2 separate regions of the Homo sapiens genome follow, and region 1 is linked to region 2. A link is a contact called in ENCODE Hi-C or POLR2A ChIA-PET data. All regions are on one chromosome and are shown on one strand. Each heading gives the region's core, a stretch centred on a gene start or an enhancer-like site at or near the end of the contact. The rest is flanking DNA. Distances are from core to core; before and after follow the strand shown.

The links. A loop is a pair of places that touch in the nucleus more often than their neighbours do. ChIA-PET counts read pairs that join two places held with the same protein, here RNA polymerase II (POLR2A).
Region 1: a loop to region 2 is called in a map of PC-9, with 5 times the contacts of the local background. The contact joins two enhancer-like sites. A Hi-C loop is called at or near these places in 1 of 168 maps with a recorded cell type or tissue (PC-9). POLR2A ChIA-PET finds 5 or more read pairs at or near these places in 1 of 52 experiments (PC-9).

The regions. Positions count from the first base shown.
Region 1 is chr2:164,386,899-164,392,085 of GRCh38, forward strand. No RefSeq gene overlaps it. Among named protein-coding and RNA genes, the nearest start is that of GRB14, 230 kb to the right of the region's middle. Within about 2 kb of position 1,758, at least 2 of the 41 ENCODE cell types and tissues checked have a DNase peak (open chromatin) inside an H3K27ac peak, as active enhancers do; they include PC-9, where a contact is called at or near this core.
Region 2 is chr2:163,345,010-163,350,061 of GRCh38, forward strand. No RefSeq gene overlaps it. Among named protein-coding and RNA genes, the nearest start is that of FIGN, 390 kb to the right of the region's middle. RefSeq lists enhancers at 2,970-3,569, 4,062-4,231. Within about 2 kb of position 3,127, at least 33 of the 41 ENCODE cell types and tissues checked have a DNase peak (open chromatin) inside an H3K27ac peak, as active enhancers do; they include PC-9, where a contact is called at or near this core.

The sequences.
Region 1 (5,187 bases), core at 508-3,007, 1.0 Mb after region 2:
AATAACACTGGTGGGACTGAGAATGTTGAATTCTCTCCTCTCTCCGAATAGGCTGTATGTCCAAGTCATTTCTGAGCCCTGTCATGGAAACTCAGTGGAAGAATGACTGTAATATTCTTAGAAAGAATAGCCCTGTTCTAAAATGTAGGAATTAGTATTCTATGACCAAAAAAAAGTGATTCCATAGTCAATACATTTGGAGAGTTCTTTGCCACATCCTGAAGATATGCAGTAATAAAGTATTGGAATGTATTTTTTATGAAATGCCATTTCATGTACTATTCCATGAAACATAGTTTGGAAATCACTACTTTAGTCATCTGAAATGACAGGTCTGATAGGTCTCAGGAAATTCTTGTGCCCCTCTTCTTTTTAATCTAAATTTTCCTTATTTTATCTTCATTATCTAACAGAAATACTAAGTCCAAACTCAGGTTATTCCAAATAAAATTGAGAAGCAATATGTTACAAGATAGTTATAGAGGTTCTACATAGGGCTGCCCTTAATTACTCTAGAAACCAAATAATTTAAAGATCTCTTAGAACTTGAAAAAAAAACTAAATCCTTATGCTAGAGAGCAAAGCTAATTCACCTTCACTAACTATTATTTTTATTTTGAGAATTATAGAATTTTTGGATGGTGATAAACATTTTTAAATTTTACTGCAGTTTCAAGACCAGCCTGGGCAACACAACCAGACCCCATTTCTAAAAATAAAAAAAAGCTAGCTGGGCAAAGTGGCATACACCTGTAGTCCCAGCTACTTGGGAGGCTAAGGCATGAGAATTGCTTAAGCCTAGGAGTTGGAGGATACATTGAGCCATAATCGTACCACTGTACTCCAACCTGGGCAATAGAGTGAAGCCCGACTCTAAACAAGAAAAATGAAAATTTTATCACTGTTGTAAAGGGGCCATGTGTAGTTAACACTATTGCAGTATTAACTACTACGCAAATTTATACCCCCAAATTCTGCCCCACCTTCACCAACATCAGTACCTCTGTTTGGAATGTCTGAAGCAAAACAAGCACTGCATTCAGCAAACTGCTCTTGCCATATAAGGATAATACTTTCCTACCCACTAATTCATTCAATTTCTTCTATTGTGGTTACTTTGCAGTGCATTGATCTCTAGATACCTGGATTTAAAACTTTCTTTGTGCCTTTTAGCAGCAATTGATGAATTTAAAATGCCATGAGAGTTTAGTTTCTATACTGAAACTAAAGAAATTCTTCACTCTTTTCCTCTCTTATTGCACTTTTTTTAATCTTCCTTTTGTCCTCTATCTCCTGCTTATCCCTCTCACCTTCTCTCCACCAGCCTCACTCTCTTGATCCATCAGACACAGCCCAGCCATCTGATAGCTATACCTTAAAGTAATTTTGGACAGAAGCAAAAGGCCCTGGAATCCTTAGTAATCCGCTTCAGATCCAGCTACTGAGCACTAGTTAGGCTCCTGAACAGCCAACCATCTTTTCGGGCAACTACCTTGGAAGTTGAAAACCTGTTAGAGCATCTGTGGAATAACATGAGCCCTGAAACAAAGTCATACAAATAAAAGAAAATGTGCTTTAGGTGTTACTTTAAGGCACCACTGAAACAATTGAAAGGAAGACAGGCTCTAGGTGATCTCTATTGATGGACCTCAAAGTGGCTTAGAAGCAGTCTGGTCATTTTGCCTGCATTTCCGGTGTCATTAGGCCTCTGCCCTGAAAACCAAGGAGCTTATTTAACTGCACAGAGCTTCCTGTCTGAGAATGAATAGCAAACCTGAGAGAATGCATATTTGAGAGTGACTCATGGGGCAAGCAACACATGCACAGAGCATTCCAGCCCAGCAACGCCTTCTACTTTGTTTAAGGGGAAGTTAGCTGTGCAGACATGCTTGCTATAGCTGCTTCCATCCTGCTTTCTGCCCCCAACTTCCACAAAAGCCCTCTCTGCACTCCTCCCTGGAAAAAAGAATGCTATGCTCTTACCTCTGCCCACCCACCTTTGACTCACTGTTCCCTGATTAGCTTTCCCTCACTAATTCGTCTACTTCTTTACTCTCTCCCCTACACCTGCTTCCTGACTATATTGCATCAAGCCAAAATATTTGACAAGGATCTGCAAATATGCAAAATTAATAATTCTGCTAAGCCCAGTTTAGAATTACATCTCTGTCGTTGAGATCATGTCAGAAATTATTCCAATGTTTCAACAATTTCATTTTTGCCCAGTGCAAGGAATATTTTTAAGCAGATAATTTTGTTTCTGCACCAGACTGCCAATATTAACAACTTCAAATGCACAAAATGTAATGCATTCCCAGGAAATCATGTAACATCATCCATTGCCTCTTCTTAACATAAGCCTCTCTTTTGTATCTCATCTCCTTTCTATTCATCACTTTACACTCCTCCATGACTCCCTTGCATCGCCATTTAGTTTCCAAGCCCCTCCCTCCCTCCCTCTCCTCTCCTCTCCTCTCCTCTCCCTTTCTAGTCTTCCCCAACTGAAAGAAATACCTCATCTGGCCATTTCTGGTCACCTTGCTACAACCTAACAAGGCAAGCCATCTTTCCTTTCCCATTTCCACCCTATTCTTCACCCCAGCTCATCCTCTGGTCCCAGGACAACTAAGCTGTGCAAGATTGGGACAAGGATCAGGAGCAGGAAATTTAACAATGGCAGAGCTGTGACAAGTTAATTCAACTCCTGCTGTTAAATTAACCAGCGTTCCAGCCGAGTTAACGCGTCACCCAGTTTCAAAAGGTTAAGCTCCAAGCTTAATCTTATTCATCATTATGAACTCTTCAAATTGGCTGAAATATTTAAAATTCAGTGAAATGAAAGGACCGCAGGAAACATTTAAGAGCCAACTACCCGGTCTTCAAAAAATGGAGAAATAATCTACAAAGATTAGGAAAAGAAGGCTTCAGAATGGGTGAATGGAGACACTTGAGAACCAGGTTAGAGTGAATAATAAAAGGACATTGAGGACAAGGGCATCTTATCTTCCCACTATCATGAAGAGATTCAGGCGTTAGGAAGAAATTTAATGGAGCACCCTGAAAATGCTTGTCCTATCTCATCATAAGCAACAGACCAAAACTGAATGCTAATGAAAAGGGCATGTACAATAATACCCACTGAGCTCTCTGTTTCTCTTTGGATTTCGGACACAGATGGGAGGTGGGTCACAGTGTACCCCTCCACTTATCACTGACTGGGAGGGAGATCTCAGCCCCCTGTGTGCTCTCTACTCAGGCTTCTGTGACAGTGTAGAGGCCATGTGAATTTTCAGAGAAGGAGCTGTGCAGTGGAAAATAACACTAGGAGCACTGAGCCTAGCATTTCTTATTTAGCACAATGTTTAGTACACAATAGGGCTTAATAAACGTTAGTTCTATTATTATTATTACTTTTACTATACACCTTTGATCTCAAACGTCTGCAAACTTTTGAACAGAATAACAACTGAGATAGAGGGAACTGATATTCCACATGCATCCCTTCCCCTTCCTCAATCTCTCGCCCCACATGGAAGCATATGGAGCTGTCTGAAATGTTCTTTCAGGTACGCATGAGCTCAAGCTACCAACTCTGCTACCCAGTACTTTTCACACAAATAGCTGCATTCTTCCCAAACTAGTCCTCATGTCTACATTTCTTTTTTACTCCTGCTTGCCACTTCATACGTGTTCTTACAATTTCCTTCATGCTTTGCCTCTTCTCAGAAGGTTTTTGTATTTGGAACATCTGTAATTACACCTCAGCTTCTTGAAAGAGGTATTTTTAAAAATTATAATTACATTGCTTTGTTGATTGTATATTTGGTCTGTTTTTTGCATATTTTATTAGATTATAGGTATCTACAGGGCATAGATCAAGCCTACTTTTAATATACACTCTGTATGCCTAGAACAATCATGTGCACCTCTTGAGTTCCTTATGTCGGTGAGCATCTATATAACCTCCATCTTAATTTTGTACATATTTACTTCTTTTCTCTCTCTTTTGTATACAGACACGCACATGCACATGCGCGAGATAGTCCTTTTCAGTTCATATGCTACCTTTAATTGTTCTGTTCTAATTACATTGGCAAAAATCCCCAATCCCCTGTTAAAGACTAGTGAAGATGGGAAGCATCTTGCCTTGACTTTGGCAGGTATACTTCTACTATCTCCCCACTAAGTAAGATGCTGAGTGTAACTGATTGCATTTTCCAGTAATTCTTATAGCACTATCTCCCATCCCAAATTTAGCTATGCAGTATGACCTTGTTACTCTCCCATCAAGGGATGGAGGCTAATTCCCTTCTCCCTGAATCTGGATCAGCCTAAGCAACTCAATTAAAACCAACAGGACACGACAAAAGTGAAGTTATGTGTGACTTTCGAGGCTATGTCAAAGGAAGCCTTCTGTCTGTTGAAAAGTTAGCTCTCCAGATATTCCTTCTCAGCATGCACCCTGTCACCACTCAGTCACCATGCTCTGAGAGGCCCAAACCAAACAGAGGCCACACATAGGTGTTCTGATCTGCGGTCCCAAGTGAGCTCAGTCTATAGGTCATCTCAGTCCAAATGCCAACCATGTAATGGAGGAAGCCCAAGAAAATTCCAGTGCCCAGCCTTTGAGTCATCCACAGCCATTTAGTCCCCAGATGAGACCCAGACATCAAGCTGCTGAGACAAGCCATCACCCTGACCCTGGTCAGAATCCTGGTCCACTCTCTTGGCTCTTTTGAAGAGGGTCAAAACAGAGGATGAAAAAGAGAAAGTCTCAAAGGAGAAGAAAGTCTCAAAGCCACAGAAGAGGAGAAAAGGAAAGAGGAGAAGCAAGAAGCCAAAGGGATCAAGGAGAAGATCAAGTTGGCCTGAGCAGACCTCTCCTGATTCATGGCTTCTTGCCAAGTCTCCCACCTTTTTCCCCTAACCCTTCAGATTTTATATTTTCTATTTATCTATTTTATATTTATATAAAAATTTATCAAATATAAGTATTCCCAGGGACTAAACAGAAACCAAGGCCCTGAGCCCATGGCAGCTATGCTGGGTGAGCTCTTCTAGGAGCTGCATTGCCACCCATCCCTCCCCAGTTTTTAACTTTGAACCATAAAAGGTGCCAAGTCTGGGTGGAAGTAATACTTTTATGCAACCATAAGACAAAATCCTGAAATGCCATGGGCCGCTTAG
Region 2 (5,052 bases), core at 1,877-4,376:
CAATTTAATAGATTTCAGTCGATTAAACTGCAAACTTGTTCAATATTTATTTGATATAAAATCTATAGCCCTTGATTTTTATACAAAATCCCTCCCCAAGTTATTTAAATCTTTATTTTGCTTTTGCTTAAAATACAGACCAACTATTTCCTGGAGCTAATTAACCAAGGCCTGTTACACATGTTGGAGACTTGACAAATCATTTGCTTTCCCTCACCTCAATTATGTCAGAACCTCTTTAATTTAACTTCAAATTATTGGCATTATTATAAAAATTATGAATTCAATCAGAATTATCTCATTGTTAATATATTGTAACATATTAATATTGTATTAACATATCTGCATTTATTAACATATTATGGTTTTTAATATGATAAAACATAGTAAACATTTCTAAAATTTTTCACCTATATCCATCGCAAAACTTAAATTTCATTACTTTTCAGTATGTTACAAAATACAACTTAACATTGTGGAATAGCCTGAATTTCTTACGGCAAAATTTTCTTTGGGTCACTGAATTTAATTAAAAGAAGGTAACAAGCTTGCACCTAAATACACAGAGCATGTTTAAGACTGTCTTCATAATGCTTAAACACCTTCTTAAGAATGAACAAAATATGCAACACCTTATTTGTGTACATGATCTTTCTAAAAATCTCTTTTCACACACTGAATCAACTGATTATTTAGCTTTGTCATAGTAATGATATTTTATTTTTTGATATATATATAAAACCCAAGATAAAAATAAAAATACTGTATATGTATATATATACATAAAGAACCTCTAAATAATACTTCTCAAGAGTAAAGACATCTGGGTATGCATAATTTTGAAGTTTAGTCGGGTAGTCCACAATATGCATTGTTCAAGTCTTTACAGTAAATCATATGTTAACACCAAAGTAAAATTTCATTGTAAAAGCAAGACTAAGAAAATAAAAGTTTAGCAACAGTTATAAAGTTCCAAATAATTTTAATGTAACTTTTAAGTTTGAAGGGGAGCGTAACTATTTACTGATGGAACATTCCAAACTGCATCGCCCCAGGGCTGAGAGGCAGCGCCATTACCTATTGTAGTTTTCTTCCGTCTGTCTCTCACTGTCTAGATTTTGATTTCAGATTTGTCACTTTCTCTTCCAGAGCAGTACACTTTTTTGACAGTAGAGGGCACTTTGAATTTAGAGAAAGCTCGAGAAATCTCTTCCTGAATCTTCATTCAGAGAGCTTTTGTTTGACTATAAAGAAATAAAATACAATTTTAGTCTACATTTTAAATGATGCATATTTTTAAACTATGTGATGCAAAAGTTTGTTTCTTTTATATGAATCAGTTTTTCATTTTGTTATTTTATAAAAATACTGTAATATGAATTTCATGCAATATTGCTGTATCTAGAAAAGATTAATGATTTAATAATATAACAAATTATGATCAACTCATGAGTCAATAAATCTTTGATTTTTCTCTAATGAAAAGAGACAATAAGGGATAAAACCCTATGTATACATTAAGTGAAACCTCAAAAAAACCACCAAAATCCTAAAATCAAAGAATAAAAATATAAAATATCTAAATGAAATCAGACACAAAAATTATATTAACCCAACTCACCACAGATATATAAATGCTTTCTTCTTCTTCTTTTATTGAAAAAATATTCTTAATGAAATATAAATTTGTATTTAATCTTATATATCATTTTATAAAAATTCCTTAATAGTACATTGGAAAAAACATTACAATGATCTATCTGACAATCAATTCACTTGTCTTTAAGAAATTTTTTTCAAATTTTTATAAAATGCTTCAAAGTGTTGCTGAAATTTATGTAAAATAATTTATCTAAATGTAGTATAATTGTTTTTCTAATATAAATTAATAACTTGATCACATTTATTAATGTGACTATACAATCTTACTTGTAAATATTCCACTCCATTTCAAATAATCAAAATATAAAATTAATGCATTTTGAAATTTCAAAATAAACTGTTACTTCTTTAATATTCTTTTGTTACCACATCAAATAATTACCTCTTCAAATTTAAGGCACTAAGTTCTTTAACATTAAAAAAAAAAAGTGTTTCCCCATTTAATTGAAACCAGTTACCCTAAGTGTACAAACTGAAAATTTGAAGTTTAACTTATTTGTTTGGTCCAACCAAAAATGCATCTACATAAGGATCATTGTGAGTCTAGTAGTTTCTGGCCTATGGAGAAACCCCCAGTTTTGCCTTTAAAGAGTTTATACTTAAAAACAGAAGAGGAAAAACATAAATCAATTTAATTTTCCAGCAAGTGAATAATGTGCCTAAAATCCTCGTGAAAAGCCCAAGTACATAAAGAAATACATAATTTAATGGGAGAGCTAAAGTTAACGTATATGAAATATTATAAGCTTTTGGATAGAATTTAGCAATCATTATAAGATAACCTTACTGAAGGTAAACAAGATGGCTCTAAATGCCAAAAAAAAGTACAATCAGTTTTGCCTAAGTATTTAATAGAAAGAAATCTACACTTTTAAGAAAGGTTTGTTGATATTTGCTTATCTAAATAAGGAAAATAAAGTTGAATGCTTCCACTCACCCTAACTTTCAAAAATATGAGAAAAAATAATATAAAGATGTATGTCTCACATATGACCTTGCCCTGTGTAATTTTCATAAGTGAAAAGCAAATAAACAGCAATTGTCACTATTCTAAACACACAGCTGCGTTCCATAATATTTATCCTTACTCCTTCCCTCATTTATTATTGCCGGTAAATTATGTATTTGTCACTAACACTAGCTGAATAGATTTGAAACAGTAAGTGTAACAGGCTCAAATGGACAGTGCCTATTATCTTTTCCCTTTTCTCTCCTGCCCTTTTATGGCCTATAACTTCATTCAATCTGTAGCTACATTTATGTTCCTTTTACAACAAAAAGGGTCATAATGCTGTCTCTGATAATACTGAAATTGCCTAATTTGTTCGTCTTCTTTCAACGCCTTGGAAATGGTCACCCTCTCCAGTTATGCCTGGGTTTGTCCCCATCAACTTTGAAAATTAAGGTCCTGTTTAGTCACTGGCAATCGCACCACCAAAACGCCTTCGGGCATTTTGTTCAGCCAACAGGGTGATAGAGGCCGAAGAGGCCCAGGTCTGGCTGGCTCAGGAAACGCACTCCTGAAGCCGCAGGCCCACCTACTACTACTAGAACAACCCCGGGTGTCATTCGCGTGCCTCTCGGTGCGGTGGGGGCGGACAGTTGCGCCAATCCCCGAAGCAAGGGAGGGAGCAGCGGGTCAGCTGACGCTGAGAAGGCGCGAGTGAAGGAATGAGAAGAATTTGCTTGCTCAGAAGATGGGAGCGATAGGGACTCCCTACTCTGACTCCTGGCGCGGACAGGCGTAGGGAAGAAGTCGAGCCTCCCCACAGCTGTTGCCACTCGGGCTGTCGCCGCGGCGGCCGCTGTTGGCTGCCGCGCCGCTGGGACTGAGATGACTGTGGCTGGGCCGGCCACGGCAGCTGCTTCTGCCTTGACTGCTGCCCCTGACCCTTCTGCTGTTTCTTCCTTGATTTTAGCATCAGCTTTTTCTTCTTCTTCTTTTTTCCCCACCCCGGCAGCACCTCTTGTAAAAAGCAGAAATAGCCTCTACATTTGCCAGAGAGCGTGGGTGCAGGGAGGGGAGGCTAAGGTGGAGTCGTTAGGGTCTCTAACGAGGCTTGGTTCCTGGGGCCCCTCCTGTCTTTTCTCCCGCTCCCGTTAGCATTTTCCTTCCTGCGGTAGCAATGCTTTGTCAGCCTCGTGCTGGGTAGAACTCCCGCGTAGTCTCCTCCTCCTTTCCCACTTGCAAGGAGGCTTCACCCCCTCATCCCCTCCAACGAGGAGAACAGTATCAAAGGTATAAAAGGGAAATAAATGCTCCAAGATAACTGTATATTTTGCCACACAAATTTGAACTGGGTTTCGCGTAATAGAAAACAGATCTTTTCAAGTCCTGGGACAATAAAATAAAATTCAAACGGATGGATATGGCGGGTTGGAGAACAATCAACAGCTAATTTGGAAGAGCACTTCTTGAGGATTTTCCTGACCTGCCCTTGCATGTGACTTCCCTTTTCTAAGATCCTCTTCCCCTTTCAAGGCTAAAAGCTGGGTATGATTCAGCTCATAAAAATATGTCACAGCAATTGGAATTTACCCTTTGACCTTCTACTCCCTCACTGCCACCTCCTCTACACACACGCACACACACAGTCTGCAGTTCACTAACTAGCTCTATTTTCACTAAACAGATGGCCGCGTTGCTGATGAAAACTGCCTTTTTGTACAAGATAAAACTTCTAAAAATCTTTATGATAGGACCTATTTACAAAAAGAGCCGAAAGCCACATTTTTGGTGATGCATATGTGAATTCTGAGATAGTTTGATAAATAAACAAAGCGATAAATATATTTTATTTACATAGGCACAAAAAGAAAACTATCAGTAAATAGTCATCTTCCTTTAACACCATTCTTCTTTCTGAAATTTGTTTTTGTGGACCAGTTATGAATGATCATATTCAGTATTTAACATTAAGGAGCATATTATTTCAGGGATCCCAGTGGCTAGATTTAAAACATGCAAGAAAGGGGCAGAAAGCTGAGCCTAAAATGTATGAGGAGTGTTTTCTAGTTTTTCTAAAAGCCTGTTCACCTTTCCAAATAATTTTTCCTTGCCTTTGTGCGGTGAAAGCCCCATTACCAGCTATGAAAAAAATAGTGCTAAGTGTTTTGTACAATTTCTTGTGAGTGCGAAGCTCAAAAAGCCGAGAAAATGGGCAAAACACTGAATCAGGCCACAAGGGCCAGTTCAAATGCACAGAGAGACATTTTTACTGCATTATTTGAACTATTACTAAATAAAATGCTTTCTTCCTTGGAGCTTAGCTAAGTACTAATTTTCCAAAACATGAATACGACTTCTGGTGAAAAGTTACAAATAATTTAAATGCCTGACTACAATATTGTGCCCTCTCGAATTAACAGTGTTCCCTTGGCCCTTCCCTA